Linked DNA regions of Homo sapiens: region 1 is linked to region 2. A link is a loop called in an ENCODE intact Hi-C map of the cell type or tissue named here. Cell type or tissue: endothelial cell of umbilical vein. All regions are shown on one strand. Each heading gives the region's core, and the rest is flanking DNA. Links, peaks and the distances in the headings are about the cores only. Region 1 overlaps TANGO6 (transport and golgi organization 6 homolog). Region 2 overlaps DERPC (DERPC proline and glycine rich nuclear protein).

Region 1 (16,644 bases), core at 4,729-12,728, 150 kb before region 2:
AGATGTGGGCTACCACGCCTGGCTAATTTGTGTATGTTTAGTAGGATTTCACCATATTAGCCAGGCTGGTCTTGAACTCCTGACCCTAAAGTGATCCGCCCACCTCGGCCTCCCAAAGTGCTGGGATTACAGGTGTGAACCACCATGCCCAGCCCCTTGCCCTACTTTTTACACCCTAGTTCCAATCCCCAGAGATTGCCATCTTCATACCCCTCCTTTTTAAAGTAGTTTCTTCTAGTAATTATTTCTCTGTTTATAAATAAAGTGCTTACACAGACCTCTCTTGATTTAAAAAATTTTGGACATGACCTACTCACTTTCTACATGTTAGATGTGGACCTAGTGCACACACATAGGTGCACACGCATAGGTACACACATGCTCAAACAACTTCTGCCATTTCCCATCACAACTTTTGGCTAAATCATTGGGCACTGTTTACTGCTGACCATGTGGATGTTATTCAGTGCTGAGCCTAGTGCAGTCGTCAGCCTTCCCTGCACATTTGCTTCCTTTTCTGCGTACATACTGATATATTTTCCAAAGATCCAGCAACTCTATCATGCACATATCATAATTTTGCTCTAGTTTTGTTCTATTTACCCAGACTTCAGCCTTTGACACCTATCCCATTGTCTTTTTCCTTGGTTGTGGATTCATACCTTTTTTACACCTTGTCACTTTAGTGAGATTTCAGGAGAAAGAGGATGCAAATGTTTGTGGTCATTCTGCTGTGTTAGTTGCAAATTCTTTTTACTTTCAAAGTAGAACAGCTGACTAGCTGTTCTACTTTGAAAGACAAAATTTGTTAAAATGTTTTAAACATAAATTTTAAAATTTATCACAGATTTTTTAAAACATTTTATTTATTTATATCATTCAAAATTCAAAATATTCCCAACACAGAGAAATGGTAAACATTTGAGTGATGAATATGCTAGTTACCCTGATCTGATCGCTATATTATATCTATTGAAACATCACCATGTACCCTATGAATATGTACAATTATTATTTGCCAATTAAAAAATTAAAAGTAAAAAAAATTTTTAACTTACTAAAAGATACAAAAATAGAAAGTCTCTCTCTCTCACATTTATCCCCTTGTCACCCAGTTTCCCTCCCCAGAAATAATCAATATTATTAGTTTCTTGAGTATCCTTCCAGAATTATTCAATGAGTGTATATTTCCCCTTTGTACACAAATAGTTGAATTCAATAGAGACGATTTTGCATCTTGCTTTTTACTTAACAATAGCTCTTAGAATTCATTTCATGACAGTTATTTAAAAACATATTAATTTTTTTTTTTTTTTTTTTTTGAGACAGAGTCTCGCTCTGTCGCCTAGGCTGGAGTGCAGTGACGCGATCTTGGCTCACTGCAACCTCCGCCTCCTGGGTTCAGGTGATTCTCCTGCCTCAGCCTCCCGAGTAGCTGGGATTCTAGGGATGCATCACCGTGCACAGCTAATTTTTTTTTTTCAGTAGAGACGGGATTTCGCTATGTTGGCCTGGCCAGTCTCGAATTCCTGGCCTCAAGTGATTCTTTCACCCACCTCAGCTTCTCAAATGCTGGGATTACAGGCGTGAGCCACTGCACCTGCCCTTATTCATTTTTTAAATGGATGCCTTATATTCCACTGTATGAATGACCATCACTTAATCAATTTTCTGTTGATGCAAATTTGTTTCCAGTCTTTTCTATTACGAATAGTGCTACAGTGATGATTTTGTACATAAAGTGATTTCCTGCTGTGTTAATATACCTATTAGGATAGATTTCTAGAGTAGAATTTCTGGCTTACCACAGAATTTAGACTTTTAAATGTAATACACCATTTTCTTATGAATGCAAGACATTCTATGAAATGCAAAATACTTGATTTTCTTTTTTTGTTTGTTTTTTTTATTTTTTGAGATGGAGTCTCGCTCTGTCACCCAGGCTGGAGTGCAGTGGCACGATCTCAGCTCACTGCAACCTCCATCTCCCTGGTTCAAGCAATTCCCCTGCCTCAGCCTCCTGAGTAGCTGGGATTACAGGTACACACCACCATGCCTGGCTAATTTTGATTTTCTTTTTTAATCAAGTAACGGGTTACAATTCATTTTCCCCCTCTTTCTACTCTCACCCTGCAGGGGCAACCAAAACAGATTCGGATACAAAAGGAAGCTGATATTCTGCTCTTGGCAGTGGATTTCCCTTTATATTTAAGATATGCTATATTATTTTCTTCCTTTCTCTTCTATTTTAAAAACCTGCCAGGCGTGGTAGCTCACGCCTGTAATCCCAGCACTTTGGGATGCCAAGGCAGGCAGGTAACTTGAGCTCAGGAGTTCAAGACCAGCCTGGCCAACATGGTGAAACCCCGTCTCTACTAAAAATACAAAATTAGCCAGGTGTGGTGGCATGCACCTGTAATCCCAGCTACTCTGGAGGCTGAGGCAGGAAGATTGCTTGAATCTGGGAGTTGGAGGTTGCAGTGAGCTGAGATTGTACCACTGCACTCCAGCCTGAGACAGAGCAAAACTCTGTCTCAAAATAACAATAATAATAATAAAATTTTTAAAATAAGAAATAAAAACCTAAAAGGGCAGATATGAAATATTTTCTTATAGTTTCTTAATAACAACTTTTTGAGATATAAGTCACATACCATACCATTGATCCACTTAAAGTGAACAATTCAGACCAGGTGTAGTGGCTCACGCCTGTAATCCCAATATTTTGGGAGGCTGGGGAGGGGGGATCACTTGAGTCCAGGTGTTTGAGACCAGCTTAGGTAACATAGTAAGACCTCGTCTCCACAAAAAATAAACAAAATTAGCCATGTGTGGTGGCACACACCTATAGTCCCAGCTATACTGAAGTGAGAGGATAACTTGAGCCTAGGAAGTTGAAGCTGCAGTGAGCTGTGATTATACCAAAGCACTCCAGCCTGGGCGACAGAACAAGACTCTGTCTTAAAAAATAAAAAATGAGGCCGGCTGCAGTGGCTCACGCCTGTAACCCCAGCACTTTGGGAGGCCAAGGCAGGTGGATTGCCCAGCCAGACCAACATGGTGAAACCCCATCTCTACTAAAATACAAAAAATTAGCCGAGTGTGGTGGTGCGTGCCTATAGTCCCAGCTACTTGGGAGGCTGAGACAGGAGAATCATTTGAATCCGGGAGGCAGAGGTTGCAGTGAGCTGAGATTACACCACTGCACGCCAGCCTGGGCAACAATGTGAGACTCCATCTCAAAAAAAAATAAAATAAAATAAATAAATAAATAATGAAATAAACAATGCACTGGTTTTTAGTATATTTTCAGAGTGTGTAACCATCACCACAGTCAACTTTAGAAGTTTTTAAAATTTTGAGACAGGGTCTCCCTTTGTCACAAAGGCTTGAGTGTGGTGGTGTTGTGCTAGCTCACTAAACCTTGAATTACTGGGCTCAAGTGACCAACTTGCCTCAGCCTCTCAAGTAGTTAGGACTAGAGGCATGCACCACCATGTCTGGCTAATTTTTTTTTTTTTTTTTTTTTGAGACAGTCTCGCTCTGTCACTCAGGCTGGAGTGCAGTGGCATGATCTCAGCTCACTGTAACATCTGCCCTCTGGGTTCAAGCAATTTTCTTGCCTCAGCCTCCCAAGTAGCTGGGAATACACGTATGCACCACCATGCCCTGCTAATTTTTGTATTTTTAGTAGAGACGGGGTTTTGCCACGTTGGCCAGGCTGGTCTCAAACCCCTGACTGCAAGTGATCCACCTACTTCAGCCTCCCGAAGTGCTGGGATTACAGGTGTGAGCCGCTGTGCCCAGCCTATCTGGCTAATTTTTTAAATTTTTGTAGAGATGGGGTCTGGCTGTGTTGCCCAGGCTGGAATTTTAGAACAATGGCCCCCAACCTTTTGGGCACCAGGGACTGGTTTCATGGAAGACAATATTTCCATGGACGGGACGGTGTTGGGAGGGCGGGGATGGTTTCAGGATGAAACTGTTCCACCTCAGATCATCAGACTTTCCATTCTCATAAGGAGCACACAACCTAGATCCCTTGCATGTGCAGTTCACAATAGGGTTCACACTCCTGGGAGTATCCGTTGCCTCCAATGATCTGACAGAAGGCAGAGCTCAGGCAATAATGCTCCCTTGCTGCTCACCTCCTGCTGTGTGGTCCCGTTCCTAACAGGCCATGCCCGGTAACAGTCTGCAACCTGGGGGTTGGGGACCCCTGTTTTAGAATGTTGTTATCACCCCAGAAAGAAATTTCGTAACTATTAGCAGTCACTCCCTGCTTTCTCAAACTACCACAGCCCTAGGTAACCACTAAATCTACTTTTCCTATGTAGAGATTTGCCTATTCTGGACATTTCATTTCAATGGAATTATACAATGTGTGGGTTTTTGTGTTTCTTGTAGTTTTGTTGGCAGAAATATCTGTGAGTTTCAAGTGAGTAGGTGGTTTTCCGGGTTGCTGTGGGTATTTTGGGAAGTTGTTATCTGCCCAGGAGAAATGAGGCAGGTTAGTTTTGAGGTAGGAATGGCTTAGCAGTTCCCTGGGATAGAGCCAGTTAGCAAAGACATTTTAGAATTAGACTGACTTCCCTGTTAATGCAAGAGTACTAAGTAAAAGTACACGACACCCAAACTCCTTTTGCTACTCAGAATCACTGAGTAACACGCTGTGGGATCATCTTGAAGTCAACACTGTTTTGCTCAAAATATGTGTGTGGCTTTCAGGGAAGTCTTGGGGGAAGAAAAAAAAACAGTTATTTTACAAAGTTGACAGTCTGTTTTGTTACATGTAGTTATCGTAATAACATTTTTTTTTTTGAGACAGAGTCTCACTCTGTCGCCCAGGCTGAAGTGCAGTGGCGCCATCTCGGTTCAATGCAACCTCCACCTCCTGGATTCAAGAGATTCTCCTGCCTCAGCCTCCCGAATAGCTGGGACTACAGGCGCACGCCACCACGCCCAGCTAATTTTTGTATTTTTAGTAGAGACAGGGTTTCACCATATTGGCCAGGCTGGTCTCAAATTCCTGACTTCGTGATCCACCCACCTCAGCTTCCCAAAGTGCTGGGATTACAGATGTCAGCTACCGCACCTGGCCTTTTTTTTTTTTTTGGTGAGATGGAGTTTTCACTCTTGTTTCCCAGGTTGGAGTGCAATGGTGCAATCTTGGCTTACTGAAACCTCCACCTCCCGGGTTCAAGTGATTCTCCTGTCTCAGCCTCCCAAGTAGCTGTGATTACAGGCACCTGCTACCACACTCAGCTAATTTTTTGTATTTAGTAGAGAGGGGGGTTTCACCATGTTGGTCAGGCTGGTCTCGAACTCCTGACCTCAGGTGGTCCACCCGCCTCGGCCTCTCAAAGTGCTGGGATTACAGGCGTGAGCCACTGCACCCAGCCTAGCATTTTTTTTTTTTTTTTTTTGAGACGGAGTCTTGCTCTGTCGCCCAGGCTGGAGTGCAGTGGCATGATCTCGGCTCACTGCAAGCTCCACCTCCCGGGTTCACGCCATTCTCCTGCCTCAGCCTCCCGAGTAGCTGGGACTACAGGCACCCACTACCACGCCCAGCTAATTTTTTGTATTTTTAGTAGAAACGGGGTTTCACTGGGTTAGCCAGGATGGTCTCGATCTCCTGACCTTGTGATCCGCCCGCCTCGGCCTCCCAAAGTGCTGGGATTACAGGCATGAGCCACCGCGCCTGGCCACCTAACATTTTTTTAGTTACGTTAATTCACCAATATTCTACGCACTGCCTCCAAAAAAAGTTCAGAATGCGTCTGTGAACTCTTCCCAGTTTGGATTCACTTTTACCTTCTCTATATCTCATCTGTTGCACCACATCCTAAAATGCATAGCTAGTTTCCTACGGTCAGAGCAGAAAGAGGTCTCTCTCACACAATCCTTTGGGTCTCATTACCAAAGGGATTGATGTGTGATGTTTTCTTGAATCTTGTGCTGACCCAGAAATTACCCCATTTTCAAGTCACAAAGGAATTATCAAGTGTGATGGGCCCATGGTCATGTGAAGGTTATGGCCGTGCTTCCACAGAGTGTCTAAGTACAGAAAGTTTTTTCGAAATAAATAAAAACAAGCACACAAAATCTCATCCCTTTCATTTTTATACAGTCTTAACCATCATGTATGACTCTCTTCACTGCTTGGTGGGTAAAGGGGGAACTGCTGTTATTCTCCAGGGATTTATAAACTCATAGGTGGCACCTGTATCCTAGAAGGTAAAACTCAAACAGCCAGCCATTTGGCAGCCGTCTGTGGAACAGGCCAGCAGGAAGATAAACAATTGCTATTAGATCTGGGACTGTGGGAAGCAAGGAAACTGGGCTTTGCTTTGGGAACCTTTTTATGGAAGATTGGGAGAACTAAAAGCTCCCTAATGAGTTTAAAGTTTAGCATTATAGGAAAAGCAAAAAAAAAAAAAATCTGAAAAATCATTGTTAACCAGAAAAAGGGTGTGTTAGGATTATTTTAATTGAAAAACAGTCCAACTGGCATGAGCATTAGAGGGTGTTTATTGGCTTTTCTATCCAGAAAGTCGAGTGGGTGGAGTACACCTGGGTCCCGGAGCTGAAAAGATGCCATCGGGTCTCTTCTTCTTCTTCTCCCTCCCTCTCAGGCTGGCTCTCCCTCTGTGTTGGTGTCATTCTTGTGTGGGCTTTTTCCACATGGTGGCCACTGGCAGCTCCAGATTAGTCTCTTCAATGGGTGGTGGGGAGGGGAATTTATCTTTCCCAGTAGTGTCAATGTGGGTTTCAGGATCGAATCTCATTCCCTGTTCCTGAACCAGTCATGGTGGTGGGGATGGAATGGAAGATCCTAACTGGCCAGCCTGGGATACAAGTTCACACCTGGAGGGGGAGAAAGTGGGTATAGTTAGCCCACTCAAACCACACAGACTGAGAGTAAGAAAGGGATATTTCTCCAAAAGAACACCATGGTGGTGTTGTTACCAGAAGAGAGAGTAGATGCTAGGTGTAATCACATGTCTGCCCACTACAGAGAGGAAGTCCAGAGCTCATTTGGCCAGGATAGTATGTTCACAGAAGTAAATGACTGTTCTCTGCTAAAGACTAATGAGAGAAAATAGGAATAAACAACAGTAAGGGCCCGGCACGGTGGCTCATGCCTTTAATCCCAGCACTTTGGGAGGCCGAGGCAGGTGGATCACCTGAGGTCAGGAGTTTGAGACCAGCCTGACCAACATGGAGAAACCCTGTCTCTACTAAAAATATAAAATTAGCTGGGCATGGTGGCACATGTCTGTAATCCCAGCTACTCAGGAGGCTGAGGCAGGAGAATCACTTGAACCCGGGAGATGGAGGTTGCAGTGAGCTGAGATCACGCCATTGTACTCCAGCCTGGGCAACAAGAACAAAACTTCGTCTCAAAAAAAAAAAAAAAAAAGACTATGTTAAACAACAGTAAGAGGGACTTTAGTAATAGGTTTCAGAAAAGCTAGAAATAGATCAAAGTTTTATAAAGCAAATCCCATTTTTCCACTGTTTTCCATTGCAAAGTCATGACTACATTCCTAAAAGGAAACACCCACCAGATTTTCTGAGTTGAGAACTTCTGATTTTAGAAAGTAGCTATGGGCCGGGCGCAGTGGCTCACGCCTGTAATCCCAGCACTTTGGGAGGCCGAGGAGGGCGGATCACCTCAGGAGTTCGAGATCAGCCTGGCCAACACGGTGAAACCCCGTCTCTACCAAAAATACAAAAATTAGCCAGGCATAGTGGCAGGCACCTGTAATCCCAGCTACCTGGGAGGCCGAGGCAGGAGAATTGCTTGAACCGGGAGGTGGAAGTTGCAGTGAGCCGAGATCAAGCCATTGCACTCCAGTTGGGTGACAGAGCGAGACTCCATCTCAAAAAAAAAAAAAAAAGAAAGTTATGATAGCTGCAAATCTGTAATATATACCAGGCCTTGTAATATATCAGTGATATAACACCTGCCAGAATTGCAGTTGTGGAGGTCTTTTAGAAGTTGGAGGCTATTTCTGTTTTTCTTTTTTTGAGACCTCACTGTCACCCAGCTGGAGTGCAATGCTGCAATCATAGCTTACTGCGGCCTAGAACTTGTGGGCTCAAGCAATCCTCCTGCCTCGGCCTCCGAGTAGCTAGGACTACAGGCACACATCACCACACCTGGCTAATTTTTTTAAAATTATTTTTATAGAGATGGGGTCTCCCTATGTTGCCCAGACTGGTCTCAAACTCCTGGCCTCAAGTGATCCTCCCACCTCAGCCTCCCAAAGTGCTGGGATTACAGGTGTGAGCCACTGCACCTAGCCCCCTCTTCTTTCTCTTAGCAAACAATTCATTTACCCTTAGGCCTCAGACATTTTTTTCTTTTTTTCTTTTTTTTGAGACAGAGTTTCACTATTGTTGCCTAGGCTGGAGTGCAATGGTGTGATCTCGGCTCACTGCAGCCTCTTCCTCTGGGGTTCAAGCGATTCTCCTGCCTCAGCCTCCTGAGTAACTGGGATTACAGGTGCCCGATACCACGCCCAGCTAACTTTTTGTATTTTTAGTAGAGACGGGGTTTCACCATGTTGGCCAGACTGATCTTGAACTCCTGACCTCAAGTGATCCACCCACCTCGGCCTCCCAAAATGTTGGGATTACACGCGTGAGCCACTGCGCCCAGCCGATGCAGACATTTTTTTCTATGCTACAATATTCCATAACTCCGTGTTGAACCTCCAAGGACTTCTTCATCATTTTATATAATAGAGTGAACTACAACTACAGTGTCACATTTTGGCAACAGTGTTGTGCCACAGCCTGAATCTCTCTTAAGAGCAGAGCTTCTGCTTGCATAAGATTAGAGCCCATCTTAGGACTGAAGTCCTAAGATGGACTCTGGATTGGAGGTGTGGTTTAGGACCACATGCAGAGGTGCAGGCTTAGGACCACATGCAGAGATTTCCCAGGCTCTTTGGAAGCAAGAAAAGATGGGGGTGGGGAGGGCAGAAAGGAGGATGGGCAGACAGGTGCAGCCCTCAGCAGGTGCTCCGCCTTCACAGCTCAGCAGATGCGGCGGATAAGGCCAGTGAAGAGTGTGGATGTGATTTAGAAGAGAATGGAATCACAACCTATAACATAAAAAACTGCACGTAGACTTTGCCTGCAAGGCTGTCAGTTTAAACACGAGAATGGTAAATTTAGATGAAAAATAAGTATAGATTTCTCAAGCATTTATATTACTTCTTCCCCATCCTCTCTTTCTTAATTCCTGAAATTTATATCAGGACTGTATATTTGAATCCTGTTTACTCATCCATCCATTCATCCATTCATTCATTTAGCAGGTAGTTACTGAGCACCTGACATGTGCTAGGACTCTTCTAGGCATTGGGGATACAGCAGGGAACAAAAGAAAATCCTTGACTTTATTATAGAGTTCACATTCCAAGGAGGAGAGCAGACAATAAGGAAATACACAACCTGTCAGGTGATATTAAGTGCTAAGACAAATGAAGCAGGGTGAGAGGAGTAAAGAGTGGCAGGGGAAGGAGGGTGCCGTTTTATATGTGACAAATGTGATCTGTGAGCAGAGACATGATAGGGTTTGGGAGCAAGCTGTGAGGCCACCAGGAGGAGCAGCAGCAGATGCAGAGGGGAAGTGAGGCCGACTCCTCCGAGCCAGGATCACTTGGCCTACTGGAGAATAGCAAGGAGGCCAGGAAGCAAGGGAGAGTGTTAAAAGATGAGATCAGAGAGAGAACAAAGGAAGGCGGGGGATGGGGACTGCTCATATTCAGGGAAGAAGGGAAACCACTGAGGGGTCTGGGCAGAAGCATGAAGGGGCCAGACTTATGATTCAAACCAAATAGCTCCATCTGCAATGGATGAAAAAGGTAGAAGCAGGGAGACCAATGAGGGGATTATTGGAGAAACCCAAAGCAGAGTTGATGGGCCAGGGTGCTTGGGGTAGAAGTGGGTTCTCATCCTGGAACCCCTATTTCTACTTATTCCTTCTTTACTTTTTTTCTTTTTCGTCACTGTTCTTTATAGTGTGTAATCTTTTTCCTGTTCTCTGCTAAAGACTAATGAGAGAAAATAGGAATAAACAACAGTATAGACATGAATGGTAGAATTTGTAGTTATATAGTTTTGAGGCCAACCAGGGGTTTTGTTCTGGATCTGTCTGGTCATCTCTCACCTCCCTGCCACCCCTAAAAAGGTTGCTGAGTATGGGGCTGGGCTCAGATTATGATAACACTGTTCCAGGCTACACATTTAGAAGGCGCTGCTGTGGATAGGAGAGAGGATCAGCAAGTCCTACGAAGGGGGGACTCAGGGTCAGGGTCTTCCCTATTTCTGTTGATTAGGAAACTCAGCCATGAGCTTAGATCTAATATTGATCATGTCCAGGATGCTCTGAAAATGTTTCCTTGTGGAAACTGCTCCCATCACTGGCAGTTCCACAGAGGGAAATTATACAGGAATGGAGAACTGCAGCAAAGGCAGGAGGCATTGCCTGGATCATAGAACGTCAGTGCTGGGAGTGACCTTAGAGATCGTATCAGGCTGGGACTAGACAAACACAGGAGTCTCAACTACCAGGCCCATCTTCGTTCCACTCACTATGCTGACTCTCCAAACAATAGGCAGCCCTTGCTGGGAGAGCTTTAGAGATGGTTTTCAGCATCTCTGCGTTCATCCCATCACAGGGTGACTGGTTTATTTGCCTTTTGATCGTAAACAGTAATGAATCCTTTCTTTTTGTTTTCAACCCCAGGGGTTGCCCTGCTGTCAGACGTCTATCCTGAGAAAATCTTGCCGGACTTGTTGGCTCAATATGACAGCAGCAAAGACAAGCACACACCAGAGACCAGAATGAAAGTCGGGGAAGTCCTTATGCGAATCGTCAGGGCATTAGGTGAGTTTTCTTGTTCCATCCACCTGGAAAAGGGTGGAGGATCAGTGTGACTTTGAAACCAAAATGTGTGTACCTGGGGGCTTGTTACACTAGTGTGGTGAGGGTAGTTTGAGGGCTGGGATGTACCCATTTAGGAATTTAGGAAATATTCCGATGTCTACTATGAGACTGAAAGCAACAATGTCCTTTTTCTTAAACCTGCTTAGTCTCTCGCCAGGTGCGGTGGCTCCTGCCTGTAATCCCAGCACTTTGGGAGGCCGAGGCAGGTGGATCACCTGAGGTCAGGAGTTCAAGACCAGCCTGGTCCACATGGTGAAACCCTGTCTCTACTAAAAATACAAAAATTAGCTGGGCGTGGTGGTGTACGCCTGTAATCCCACTACTCGGGAGGTTAAGTCAGGAGAATCGCTTGAACCTGGGAGGCAGAGGTTGTGGTGAGTCGAGATCGCGCCACTGTGCTCCAGCCTGGGCGACAAAATGAGATTCCATCTCAAAAATAACAACAACAAAAAAAACTGCTTAGTCTCCTTCCCTGGGAGCTGTGTTGGGCCCTGATTTTCAATGGAGCTGGAATTAGAAGTCTCACACTTGAGCAGCAGCAAGCACAAAAAGAAGAGGAATGTCAGCTGGGCACCATGGCTCACACCTGTAATCTCAGCGCTTTGGGAGGATCACTTTAGGCCTGGCAGGAGTTCAAGTCCAGCCTGGGTAACATGGCAAAACCCCATCTCTACCAAAAATTAGCCAGGATTGGTGGCACACACCTGTAGTCCCAGCTACTCAGGAGGCTGAGGTGGGAGGATCACCTGAGCCTGGGAGGTCGAGGCTGCAGTGAGCAATGATTGTACCACTGCACTCCAGCCTGGGCAATAGAGCGAGACTCAGAAATAAAGAATAGGAATGTCAAGCAGGGAAGGAAGAGTGCTGACTCTTGCTGAATGTCTACTGCATGCCAGGTTGTCCATATATATAATCTCATCTAATTCCCCAACAAATCTTGTAAACAGGCTGTTACTAAACCTGTTTTACAGATGAAGAAACTGTAGCTCAAACATTTTCAGCAATTTGTCCAAGACTCATTCAGCTGGTAAGTGATAGTGCTGAGAACTGAACCACCAACTTGAAGGAAGTTACTCTAGGCTGTATAAGCTGACAATAGTAGTTAAGGGATAGGCTCTAGACTTACACTGCCTCACTTCAAATCCTGAACTGCCGCGCTTTTTTTTTTTTCATGGTAGAGTTGGGGTCTCACTATGTTTTCAGGCTAGTCTCAAACTCGTGGACTCAAGCAATCCTCCCACCTCAGCCTCCCAAAGTGCTGGGATTATAAGCATGAGCCATTCTGCATCTTATTGGCTGTGTGATCAGGGAAATGTTTCTTTCTTTTCTTTTTTTTTTGTTTTTTTCAAGACAGGGTCTTACTCAGTCACCCAGGCTGGAGAGCAGTGGTGCATTCATGGCTTACTGCAGCCTGAACCTCCTGGACTCAAGTTATCCTCCCTCCTCAGCCTCCCACATAGCTGGGACTACAGGCATATGCCACCATGCCCAGTTAATTTTCTATTTTTTGTAGAGGCAAGGTCTCACTATGTTGCCCAGGCTGGTCTCAAACTCCTGGGCTCAAGCAATCCTCCTGTCTCTGCCTCCCAAAGTGCTGGGATTACAGGTGTGCGCCATCGTGCCCAGCTGAGGGGAATGTTTCTTAACCTTGGGTGCCTGAGTGTTCTAATGTGTGAAATGATGATATTATGGGTTTGGTTTTTGTTGTTGTTGTTGTTATTTTTGCAACAGTGTCTCCCTCTGTTGCCCACATTGGAGTTCATTGGCACGGTCATGGCTCACTGCAGCCTTGACCTCTTACGCTCAAGGTATCCTTCTACTTCAGCCTCTTGAATAGCTGGGACTAGAGGTACATGCCACCACACCTGGCTAATTTTTGTATTTTTGTAGAGATGGGGTTTTACCATGTTGCCCAGCCTGGTCTTGAACTCCTGGCCTCAAGCAGTCTTCCCACCTTGGCTTCACAAAGTGCTGAGATTACAGGCATGAGCCGCTGCACCCAGCCAGAATGAGGATATTAATAACACTTAACTCATAGGTCTGTTGTAAAGATTAAATAAGGTGATTCTTACAGTGTTATTTGGCATACAATAAGGGCTCAGTAAAATTTTATTTTTGCCTACGCAAAAAAGATTTAAACATTTTTTAAAGATTAAAAATGAAGGAAAACAAATATTTTTTGCTGTTTATTGAGTGCTCATATGAAGCTAGGAGGTGGGACCCTAGGGAACAAGGACAAAGAAAACAATAGTTCATTCTGAAGAGAGAGGTTAAATTAAGATGAATTTCTCCATAAGCCAGCAAGTACACTTTGAATATTTTTATACTGGGCTATATAACATAGAATTGAGAGAAGATTCATTTATTTAACCTGTGCTCCATAGACTTAACCATTAGCTGTCACACTGAATATCACTAGAAGCCTTAAAATAAGGCAAATCAATCATACAGGTGAGAGCCAGTGGTGTACAGTATCCATTTGAGCCAGCTAGCGGCCATATTGAATTTTGAGAATGAGGTTCCGTTTTAGGGCTGTGTTCTTGTCATGCATGGCCTATATCAGATTGTGTTATAAAGTATAGCTGTTGGTGGTTAATATTTGGCTTAATAACAGTGCCACACTTCTTTTATTCTTTAAGTTATATCAGCACTTCTTAGGTACTGCTGTATTTGTCCTTGGCTTTTTAGTAATTCCATTATATACTCACTAGCCTATTATCTAAGGCAGAAAAAGAAGATATAATCTTAACTTCAGCTTGGGCAATTTGTCTGTGAGCTATAGTAAAACTTGTAAATTTTACTCTTTATCTGGTAGGGGAAGATTTTGGAGAACAAAGTGGAGGTGGGGTATCTTTTTGCCACTTGCATCAGGAGATCACACTGAATCCCTCCTTCATCAGCACTTCAGAGGATTTATAGAAATTCCATATAGCCATGCACTGTTTGTATGGACATAGCCCTTAATTTTCCTAATTTCTAGGTGACTGTTCTGGCTAAGGATGATAGAACCTAGGTCTCCAACCACTTAAATCCTTGTATCAGTGAAAGGAGAATTACTTGAGAGTGAAATTTATTTTGTTTTTGTTTTTTTTTTTCTTTTCTGACCAATGGATTCATGTCACAGAGAGTGAAATTTATTTATTTATTTATTTAATTTTTTTTGTTTTTTTGAGATGGAGTCTTAGCCAGGCGTGGTGGCTCACGCCTGTAATCCCAGCACTTTGGGAGGCCAAGGCGGGCGGATCATGAGACCGAGACGACGATCAAGAGATCGAGACCATCCTGGCCAACATGGTGAAACCCTGTCTCTACTAAAAATACAAAATTAGCTGGGCGTGGTGGCACGTGCTTGTAGTCCCAGCTACTCAGGAGGCTGAGGCAGGAGAATCTCTTGAACCCGGGAGGCAGAGGTTGCAGTGAGCTGGGATTTCACCACTGCAACGCCAGCCTGGCAACAGAGCCAGATTCCGTCTCAAAAAAAAAAAGAGATGGAGTCACCCAGACTGGAGTCCAGTGGTGCCATCTTAGCTCACTGCAGCCTCTGCCTCCTGGGTTCAAGCGATTCTCCTGCCTCAGCCTCCCGAGTAGCTGGGACCACAGGCCCACACCACCACGCCCGGCTAATTTTTGTATTTTTAGTAGAGACAGGGTTTCACCATGTTGGACAGGCCGGTCTCGAACTCCTGACCTCAGGTGATCCGCCTGCCTTGGCCTCCCACAGTGCTTGAATTACAGGTGTGAGCCACTGCACCCAGCTGAGAGTGAAATTTAAAAATACATTTTTTTCTAAGAAGAAAGATGAACTTTCTATATTTGCCTTAGTTCTGAATTTGGATCTAAAACATGCCAGACAAGTACACCATTATAATAAATCATTCTCTCATAGTAGGTGTGAAGGGTGTACCACTGGGATTATCAGAGCTGAGAAGAATATAAACCATACATAGACAACATCAACGTAACATGTATTTTCTCTGGTAGACCGCTACCTTTGGGATGATAAACACTAAAAGTACATATTTCAGAGTCCCCATTGGCCAGTCCAAATCATTTCCTGGGGTGAAAGTGGAGGTGGGGATGAAAGGCTGGATAGAGTTGAGGTGAGGCCTTACTCCTCCTTACATAGTCTTATAATTAGCCCAATTTCCAAAACAGCCTTCTGGCATTTCAAAGCAAATTCCACTAATTCTCAAAGTTCCCTTCTTTCTGTAGCCTACTCTTCAGAGTGTCCAACTGTAAACATAGCCTTAGCTTTAACTGCTAGTTTCTGTTTCACATCATCAACTTGTCCTGGTGCATAGATGAAGTGGTGTGTTGAAATCCTTTGAATAACATTAAAGCCCAATTTGACAACATAGCCAATATTCTTTGTTTTCTAGTGTTGTGGAAATGCTGTGAATAGCCACTTGGTAAAGCTTCTCTAATAAGTCCCCTAGTTCCCTCAGCCTAGGCCTTGCTCTCTCCCCACCCCTACCTCTTCTCTGCAGTGGTGGGAGTTGGTGGGAGAATGCGGCCCACCCGTGGGAGCAGGGTGCAGTACACTATGTTACCTCTCCACATCATGCTAGTTCCCTAGCCACACCTACTTGTCTTCCTGCCACTAGATCATAGTGCAAAATCAGCAGGAGCTTTTTTTCTTTCCATTAAAAAAAAATTGAGGTAATACATATATACAGTAAAGTATATAAAGTATATGATTTTTTTTTTTTTTTTTGAGACAGGGTCTCGTTCTGTTGCCCAGGCTGGAATGCAGTGGTGCGATCATGGCTTACTGCATCCTTGGCCTGTCAGTCTGATCTGCCTCCCTCAGCTTCCCAAGTAGCTAGGACCACAGGTGTGCGCCACCATACCTGGCTATTTATTAAATTTTTTATAGAGATGGGGGTCTCGCTGTGTTCCCCAGGCTGATCCCGACCCCCTGGGCTCAAGTGATCCTCCCACCTCCACCTCCCAGTGTGCTGAGATTAAGGCGTAAACCACAGCACCCAGCCTGAAGTATATGAATTTTTTTTTTTTCTTGAGACGGAGTCTTGCTCTGTTATCCAGGCCGGAGTGCAGTGGTGTGATCTTGGCTCACTGCAACCTCCACTTCCCAGGTTCAAGGGATTCTCCAGCCTCAGCCTCCCGAGTAGCTGGGACTACAGGCGCGTGCCACTGCGTCCAACTAATTTTTGTATTTTTAGTAGAGATGGGGTTTCATCATGTTGGCCAGGCTGGTCGCAAGCTCCTGACCTCAGGTGATCCACCCACCTCAGCCTCCCAAAGTGCTGGGATTACAGGCGTGAGCCACTGCGCCGGGCCCAGGAATATTTTTGAAGATATTTGTTGCTAAAATGTCTTCCAGAGAAGTTGTGCCAGTTTATATTATCAATGTTTGTCTGTACCCTCAAAAGTATGATATATTCTATGTATTATCATTTTTAAAAATCTTTATCAAGAAGATATATAAAGGAATGCTATCTTGTTTTTATTTCCATTTATTCAATTGATAAGGTTAAATATTTTCCATATATTGACTAGTTAAGATTCCGTGTATGTGGAGGGTGTGCATGTGTGTGTGAGAATTACATATTCTAGTCCGTTGTTTTTTCATTAGGGTATCAATTTTGTTTTTTGACTTTTTTTTTTTTTTTTGTAGTGGAGTCTCGCTCTGTCACCCAGGCTGGAGTGCAGTGGCT
Region 2 (8,358 bases), core at 1-8,000:
TCTTTCATACTTTCTTGGGGACGCTGGTGATAATGGGCTTGGGGCGGGTTTTGAAAAGGATCTTGTCTTTGATGAGTGCTGTCACCAGGTACCGGGTGCCAGTCTCGCGGCCAAGCTCATCACAGTCCTGATCCCCAGGAGTGTGTTTGACAAGGACTGCAAAAGGTTTCTCCAGGTGGATGATTTTCCCATACAGGATATGATGCCCCACGATCAGCACAGGGATTCCCTTTGGCAGAACAAGAACGAGATTCCTGAGGTTCCGGGGCAAGGCCATAACACTCAGGCGCCTCCTAAAGCTGCTCTTGGCAGGCTATGCTGGCACCTCCAATCCCTGGTCTGGCTCTGCCATTGTTGAGCAGCCACACTGGACCACCCACCCATGTGCCCTTTTTACTTTCTAGCCCCACATAGGAGAATTTCCACTTTCAGAAATGTGAGCTTTCCAGATTCCCCAAAATTAAATTTCCCTGCTACTGCAGAGGTAGGGGGAGAACAAGCAGAGAGCATCGCAGATTAGCTAGGCCTTGAATAACAAACCTGAGGCAGTCCTCACTCTGGGTCCTGGGAGCACCACCTTGGTGTAGCTTGCTTTCCTGAGGCATTAGGCAGGGAAAGAAAAGCCCCCTCACCTCAGTGGTGTAATGTAGGTCTCCCAGGAGGTTTCCAGCTAATCCAGTGCTGTAGCGAGCCTCGATCTCCCCCTGTAGCTCCATCAGCACCCATTCTGCCAGGCCTCCAGCCCTCGCACTGCAAGCAAAGGGCTGGCGGTTACAATATTTTTGAGGGGTGAAGGATGAATAGTGTCCTCACACCACCATTTGAGGCCCAAAGGACCTCTTTGTTGGATGTCAAGTTCTTGGGAAATTGGGCAGTGCTAGGCATGGAACTAGAGATCAGAATGCAAGGATTTGTACAAGATGCACCTAAGGACCCTGATTCTTCCAGACACATGGCACACCTCTATAGCCCTCATCATTTCAAGCCAAATTTTAAAATCTCAAAATGTACTTACCTGGAAATAACAATTTGCACCATGAGCTTTCTGTCTTTAAAAAGCAAGTGAAAACAAGCTGTAGAGAGAAAAAAAGAGATTTAGGGTAATAACAACAACAACTAATAATGACACCTAATGCAACCTCCACCTCCCGGGTTCAATCGATTCTCCTGCCTCAGCCTCCCGAGTAGCTGGGAATACAGGCACCCACCACTATGGCCAGCTAACTTTTTGTATTTTTAGTAGAGATGGGGTTTTTTTTTTTTTTGAGACGGAGTCTCACTCTGTCACCCAGGTTGGAGTGCAATGGCACGATCTCAGCTCACTGCAAGCTCCGCCTCCGGGGTTCATGCCATTCTCCTGCCTCAGCCTCCCGAGTAGCTGGGACTACAGGTGCCCGCCACCACGGCCGGCTAATTTTTTTTGTATTTTTAGTAGAGATGGGGTTTCACCATGTTAGCCAGGATGGTCTCGATCTCCTGACCTCGTGATCCACCCACCTTGGCCTCCCAAAGTGCTGGGATTACAGGTGTGAGCCACCGCGCCCGGCCCTAGAGATGGGGTTTCACCATGTTGGCCAGGCTGGTCTTGAACTCCTGACCTCGTGATTCACCCGCCTCAGCCTCCCAAAGTGCTGGGATTACAGGTGTGAGCCACCATGCCTGGCCGACAACTAATATTTATTACTTACTGTGTGCTAGGTACTTTTCTAAGTCCTTTAGACACATTTTATCTTGTTCCTCTAACAATGCCCTAAGTGGGAATTGTTCTTTTACCAATATTGTACATATGAGATAGGGTTGCTTAAAATCACCAATGGTCAACTGTATGTGCAAAACTAATTAAGATCACATAGCTACTAAGGAAAAGATGATATGAACCGAAGACATACATTGCAAAGACCATACTCTTGCTCACTATGCTGATGTGCCTTTCTTAAGGATATTCTTTTTTTTTTTTTTTTCTTTTTCTTGAGACCAAGTTTCACTTTGTCACCAAATCTGGAGCGCAGTGGCGCCATCTCGGCTCACTGCAACCTCTGCTTCCCGGGTTCAAGTGATTCTCCTGCCTCAGCCTCTTGAGTAGCTGGGATTACAGGTGCATGTCACCATACCCAGCTAATTTTTTTTTTTTTTTTTTTGGGAGGGAGTCTCACTGTGTCACCCAGGCTGGAGTGCAGTGGCATGATCTCAGGTCACTGCAACCTCTGCCTTCCAGGTTCAAGTGATTCTCGTGCTTCAGCCTCCCGAGCAGCTGGGATTACAGGCACACAACCACCATGCCTGGCTAATTTTTGTATTTTTAGTAGAGACGAGGTTTCTTCATGTTGGCCAGGCTGGTCTCGAACTCCTGACTTCAGGTTGGCCACCCACTTTGGCCTCCCAAAGTGCTGGGATTACAGGCGTGAACCACCGCACCTGGCTTAATTTTTGTTATTTTTAGTAGAGATGGGGTTTCACCATGTTAGCCAGGCTGGTCTCAAACTCCTGACCTCAGGTGATCCACCCACCTCAGCCTCCCAAAGTGCTGGGATTACAGGCATTAGCCACCACACCCGGCCTTGATCTCTTGACCTCATGATCCGCCCACCTTGGCCTCTCAAAGTGCTGGGATTATAGGCTTGAGCCACTGCACCCGGCCTCTTACTTTTTTCTTCTTTTGAGACAGGGTCTCACTCTGCTGCCCAAGATGGAGTGAGCAAAATCATAGCTCACTGAGGCCTTTACTGCCCGGGCTTAAGTGATCCTCCTACCTCAGCTTCTCAAAGTGTTGGGATTACAGATGTGAGGCACTGTGCCCAGCCTAGGGTAGTCTATTTCCTACTCTGCATGTTTCTTAAAAAAGCCTATGGAGTTTCTTAAGATTTTACTTTTTTCTTTGGTAATGATGTAAGCTTCAAGTCTACCTCCTTGGTTATCAAGGTTCAAAGGGTCTCCCTTTAAAAATAAAGCCAAGGGGGCCAGGCGCGGTGTCTCAGGCCTGTGTTCCCAGCACTTTGGGAGGCTGAGGCGGTGGGTCACTTGATGTCAGGAGTTCGAGACCACCCTGGCCAACACGGTGAAACCCAGTCTCTACTAAAAATACAAAAATTAGCTGGGTGTGGTGGCAGGCACCCATAATCCCAGCTATTCGGCAGGCTGAGGTAAGAGAATCACTTGAACCCTGGGAGGCAAAGGTTACGGTGAGCCAAGATTGCTCCACCCTGGGCGACAGAGTGAGACTGTCTCAAAAAATCAATCAATCAATCAATAAATCCAAGGGAACTGAGAAAGTCCTCCAACATCTTTAGTGAATGGTAAGCTGACTTCTGATGTGATTCTTATCAAAAGCTTTCACCACCTTTCACTTAGATATGAAAATATCTTAGATAATTAGATAACAGACTTTGGCCGGGAGCAGTAGCTCACGCCTGCAATTCCAGAACTTTGGGAGACCAAAGTGGGTGGATCACCTGAGGTCAGGAGTTTGAGACCAGCCTGGCCAACATGATGAAACCCCATCTCTACTAAAAAAAAAAAAAAAAAAAAAACAAAAAATTAGCTGGGTGTGGTGGCGCACGCCTGCAGTTCCAGCTACTTGGGAGGCTGAGGCATGAGACTCAGTGGAACCTGGGAGATAAAGGTTGCAGTGAGCTGAGATCACACCACTGCACTCCAGTCTACACAGAAGAGCAAGACTCTGTCTCAAAGGGGAAAAAAAAAAAAAGGATAATATGCTTTCATTTTATACAACAGCAGCACCACCTGGTGGCAAACTTGGAGTACTTTGTAAGAACTGGACATTTTTGCCTAAAGACAATTGGCTTCACTTTCTGTGATGCATAGATTCATGGGGGGCTGATAGGATCGGGGATAAAACTACAGCTTCTGGCTAAGTACTGTCAATGTATTATGCAGTTTAGTGGAAGGTTATTAGTTCAATGTTTACCACCTGTAGTATGGAAAGTTAATAGGTATTATAATTGTGCTCAAGCTTAGCAAACACCCGATTAAAATGTTAAACAGATTTTTTTTTTGTTTTTTTGAGATGGACTCTCACTCTGTTGCCCAGGCTGGAGTGCAGTGGCATGATCTCGGCTCACCACAACCTTCACCTTCCAGCTTCAAGTGATTCTCTTGCCTCAGCCTCCTGAGTAGCTGGGATTACAGGCGCCCGCCACCACGCCAGGCTGGTCTCGAACTTCTGACCTGAGGTGATCCACCCGCCTCAGCCTCCCAAAGTACTGTGTTTACAGGAGTGAGCCACCACCCCCAGCCGATTTCTTTAAGAGACAGGTCTTACTATGTTGCCCAGGTTGGTTCCAAACTCCTGAGCTCCAGGGATCCTCCCACATCAGCCTCCCAAAGTGGTGGGATTACAGGCGTGAGACACTGTGCAAGCTTGAGATTTCTTTACTGGTATGTTAATCTTCCTTTTGGATCTGCAGCCTTATAGTATGACTCTACTCCTAGAGCACCAAACACTTTGGGAACATGAAATTGGTCAACTCACTAGACTTTTTTTGAGACAGAGTTTCGCTCCTGTTGCCCAGGCTGGAGTGCAATGGCGCGATCTCGGCTCACCGCAACCTCCACCTCCCGAATTCAAGCAATTCTCATGCCTCAGCCTCCCGAGTAGCTAGGATTATAGGCATGTGCCACCATGCCCGGCTAATTTTGTATTTTTAATAGAGACGGGGCTTCTCCATGTTGGTCAGGCTGGTCTCGAACTCCCAACCTCAGGTGATACGCCCGCGTTGCCCTCCAAAAGTACTGAGATTACAGGCTTGAGTCATTGCGCCCGGCCAACTCACTAGACTTTTTAAATTCAAATATAAGTAGCAGCTAACATGTTTTGAATTTTTACTGTGGAATTTTTACTGTGCATATATATTGGTGGTTTCTCATTCAACCATCATCACAAGTCTATGATATAGGTATTTATTCCTATTTTGCAGATCAGGCTACTGAGGCACACACAGATGAAGTCACTTGCTTGTATGTTGGACACACACAGCTGCTATGTGACAGAGTAGAAATCTGGGCCATCTGACTATCTACACTCATAATCACTACACAATTCTGCCTTCCCAAAGGAAAAAAAGTATTAATGAGAACGAAAAAGAATCAAGGCATCAGGCAGGCATGGAGTATATGCAATAGCTGGTCAGAAGGGCAATATGGAATCAAGAGAGCATCCTTGAATTGAGTCAGACCTTCTGCACCAGCACAGATTGTGGGACCACTGGAAAAGGGGTAATACCCAAGCTCAGAACCCAAACATTTCCAAAAGAGGCCCCACCACTACTCTCAACAGAACTAAAAGCACTTTAAAAATCCTTTTATAAGGTTTCTTGAAGAAGGATAACAATTTAAAATCAGAAGGCCTAAATTTAGCTCTCCTGCCTGTAAGTGTGGACCTCTTTACTGTGTAGTCAAGAACAAGTCACTTTGTGACTATGACACCTAGATTATGTCCTATGAAACTATTGCAAAGACCAAATATAACATCTGCTGAGGTGCTTTAAAGACCCCAAGTTCTATTGAGATGAACTAAGTTTTTTGAGACAGTGAGATAAGAAAATCAGCATTCTGACCCATAATTTTGACAATTTAAGGAATGGTACATTTTAGCCACGAATCAAAAAAAGGCTCAATAATGCACACAGAGAAGGGGCTCTTGCAAATATGCTTTTGAAGATGATGTAGTATATTTTCCTGGATGGGTACAAGTGACAGTAAAATACAGGTGGTTTTAGAGAAGCAATAAGGTGTTCACATAGGTACACGGTATATTCTAGGAAGATCAAGGCAGGGAAGGAGACAGAGCCTACTTCCTGACAACCAAAATCAATCGTTAAGCACTGTGACCATGTGCTTGAGAAAAATGCCGAAATATTTTCAGTGCATTCTCCATTTCCTGGACAGTCTCCTGTTCTGAACAGGAATTCAGAACAATGGTGTCGAAAACACATTTGGTTGCTGGGATGGCACAGCTGTACTTGCATACCAATCCCCCATGCCTCAATAACAATGCACACCTTTACACACTGATGCAGGAGGCTCTGCCTGTGTACATCTATGGCATTACCAGACATCTAGCAATGCTCCTGCAAATAGTTCTGTGGCCCACAGGCCTCAGCATCTTACCACCATGCTCAGTCAGGCTGGTAAAAACTTGTCTTATCCTAGAACTATTGGGATGCTGCAGATGTATGTAGAAATGAAGTTCGAGCCCAGCTTCTAAGAGTTTAGTTCACAGGAACTTACAGACTGCTCTGGCTACAGTTAGGTAATTTATACGCACGTGGGTGTATTTACTACTAGTCAGGAACGTAGAGGAGGGCATCCTTTAGTGAATTTTAAAATTCTACTTTAGCACCTTAAAATATCCTGTAACACCTGAATTCTGTTATTTCTTTTCTTGCTCCTTGAGATTCTACTCCACACAACTGTTTCTAGGGCACAGTAGGTAGGGATTCCTGAGTACTCCCCTGAGGACACACCTGATGGAGGTGGCAGGGAGTATATATTTCATTCAGTGTAGAATTGATTAAAAAGTGTATGAGGCCGGGCGCGGTGGCTCATGCCTGTAATCTCAGCACTTTGGGAGGCCAAGGTGGGCAGATAACCTGAAGTCAGGAGTTTGAGGCCAACATAGTGAAACCCCATCTCTACCAAAAATACAAAAATTAGCCGCGCGTGGTGGCGGGTGCCTGTAATCCCAGCTACTCGGGAGGCTGAGACAGGAGAATTGCTTGAACCTGGGAGGCGGAGGCTGCAGTGAGCTGAGATTGCGCCACCACACTCCAGCCTGGGCAACAAAGAGCAAAACTCCGTCTCAAAAAAAAAAAAAAGCATATGAGAACATGCAACCCAATGTGCCCCCATCCCCTTGAGAGTAGACAGAGTGAGTAGAAAAAAGAGGTGGGGAAGAAGTACAATACAAATAAATCCCTATTAGAAATCACAAGCATAACAATGGAAATTATCTGTATAAGAAGAATATGTCTAAGTCTTCAGTCTCAATTCATTCCAGCAACACTGAAAGACGACTAGAGCAATTTCTAGTTGTTTGTTCTAAGATGGGGCTTGTTTAGAAATTGCAGCTCTATCAAGAGCATCTGAAGGCACGATTTGATGAATACGCTATACATGAAGTCAAGAAACTAAAAGAGAGTCAGTGGAAGAGCTCTCCCGGCAACTTTTTTTTTTTTTTTTTTTTTTTTGTGAGACAGTGTCTCCCTCTGTTGCCCAGGCTGGAGTGCAGTGGCTCGATCTCAGCTCATTGCAACCTCTGTCTCCCAGGTTCAAGTGATTCTCCTGCCTCAGCCTCCCAAGTAGCTGGGACTACAGGCGCCCGCCACCACACCCGGCAACTTTTTGTATTTTTAGTAGAGACAGGGTTTCACCATCTTGGCCAGGCTAGTCTCGAACTCCTGACCTCAAGTGATCTGCCCACCTTGGCCTTCCAAAGTGTTGGGATTACAGGCGTGAACCACCGTGCCCGGCCAAATTTCTCTTTCTTCTTTTTTTGAGACAGAGTCTCACTCTGTCACTCAGGCTGGAGTGCAGTGGCGCAATCTCGGCTCACTGCAACCTCCGCTGCCCAGGATCAGGGGATTCTCCTGCCTCAGCCTCCCGAGTAACTGGAATTACAGGCACCTGCCACCGCGCCTTGCTGATTTTTGTATTTTTAGTAGAGATGGGGTTTCACCCTATTAGTCAGGCTGGTCTTGAACTCCTGACCTCATGATCCACCCGCCTCGGCCTCCCAAAGTGCCAGGATTACAGGCGTGAACCACAGCGCCCGGCTAACTATCTCTTAAGAGCAGAGTTCAACCCCAGATTTGGCTAGGACTAACATGTCTTTCGTTAGGAACAATAATTCTAGGTTGACAAGGTTAACTGCAGAGCCAGGGAGAGACTTCTGTGATGTAGCTTTTCAAAAAGATTTAAATTCATTATATTACAGTGTGGTATCAGACTCACAGGCCACAACTCATGTGTAGCCTTGGAAAGATAAGAAGGTATAAAGAAAACCAAACCTTTCCCTGCAATAAATTATGTATCCTGTCCCCAATCTCATGAGGAGGGAAAAAAGTTTTCTACTTGATCTTTATGGGCCTTCACGCAGCTAAATGAACTAAACAATACATAAATTCTGTATTCCTAAGTTAGTCAAACGACTTTATCTCAGTAAAGGAAACTTTTTTCCCCTCAAAAAGGCACCAGCATTCAAAGAATCAATCCTGACCCACAATGGGAACCCTACCCAAAACTAAAAAGCTTTGGCTGTAATCAGACCACTCTAGAATATACCTTATTTAACCAGCATTTGGCTTCTCTCTCTCTTTTGAAATTAGTAACTATTATTATAAA

Evidence for each region. Peaks named below come from ENCODE experiments on the same cell type or tissue, not always from the same donor. Only the 100,000 strongest peaks of a DNase experiment are listed, where the experiment ranks them.
Region 1: a loop joins it to region 2, with 10 times the contacts of the local background. A loop is called at or near these places in 3 of 110 quality-filtered maps.

The regions. Positions count from the first base shown.
Region 1 is chr16:68,963,263-68,979,906 of GRCh38, forward strand. It overlaps TANGO6 (transport and golgi organization 6 homolog), which reads left to right. Exons shown (of 18, transcript NM_024562.2): 15 at 10,766-10,906. Among named protein-coding and RNA genes, the nearest start is that of TANGO6, 130 kb to the left of the region's middle. RefSeq lists enhancers at 9,245-9,745, 14,460-14,960. In endothelial cell of umbilical vein, for the core only: a CTCF peak has its summit at 9,606 (motif pointing right); DNase peaks (open chromatin) are centred at 6,259 and 9,689; H3K27ac peaks cover 845 bases.
Region 2 is chr16:69,120,421-69,128,778 of GRCh38, forward strand. DERPC (DERPC proline and glycine rich nuclear protein) reads right to left here. Exons shown (of 3, transcript NM_001002847.4): 2 at 1,016-1,073; 3 at 1-229. The coding sequence starts at 8. It overlaps CHTF8 (chromosome transmission fidelity factor 8), which reads right to left. Exons shown (of 4, transcript NM_001039690.5): 2 at 1,016-1,073; 3 at 633-750; 4 at 1-229. The coding sequence starts at 1,038. The coding sequence ends at 5. Among named protein-coding and RNA genes, the nearest start is that of CHTF8, 8.0 kb to the right of the region's middle. In endothelial cell of umbilical vein, for the core only: a CTCF peak has its summit at 3,766 (motif pointing left); a DNase peak (open chromatin) is centred at 3,731.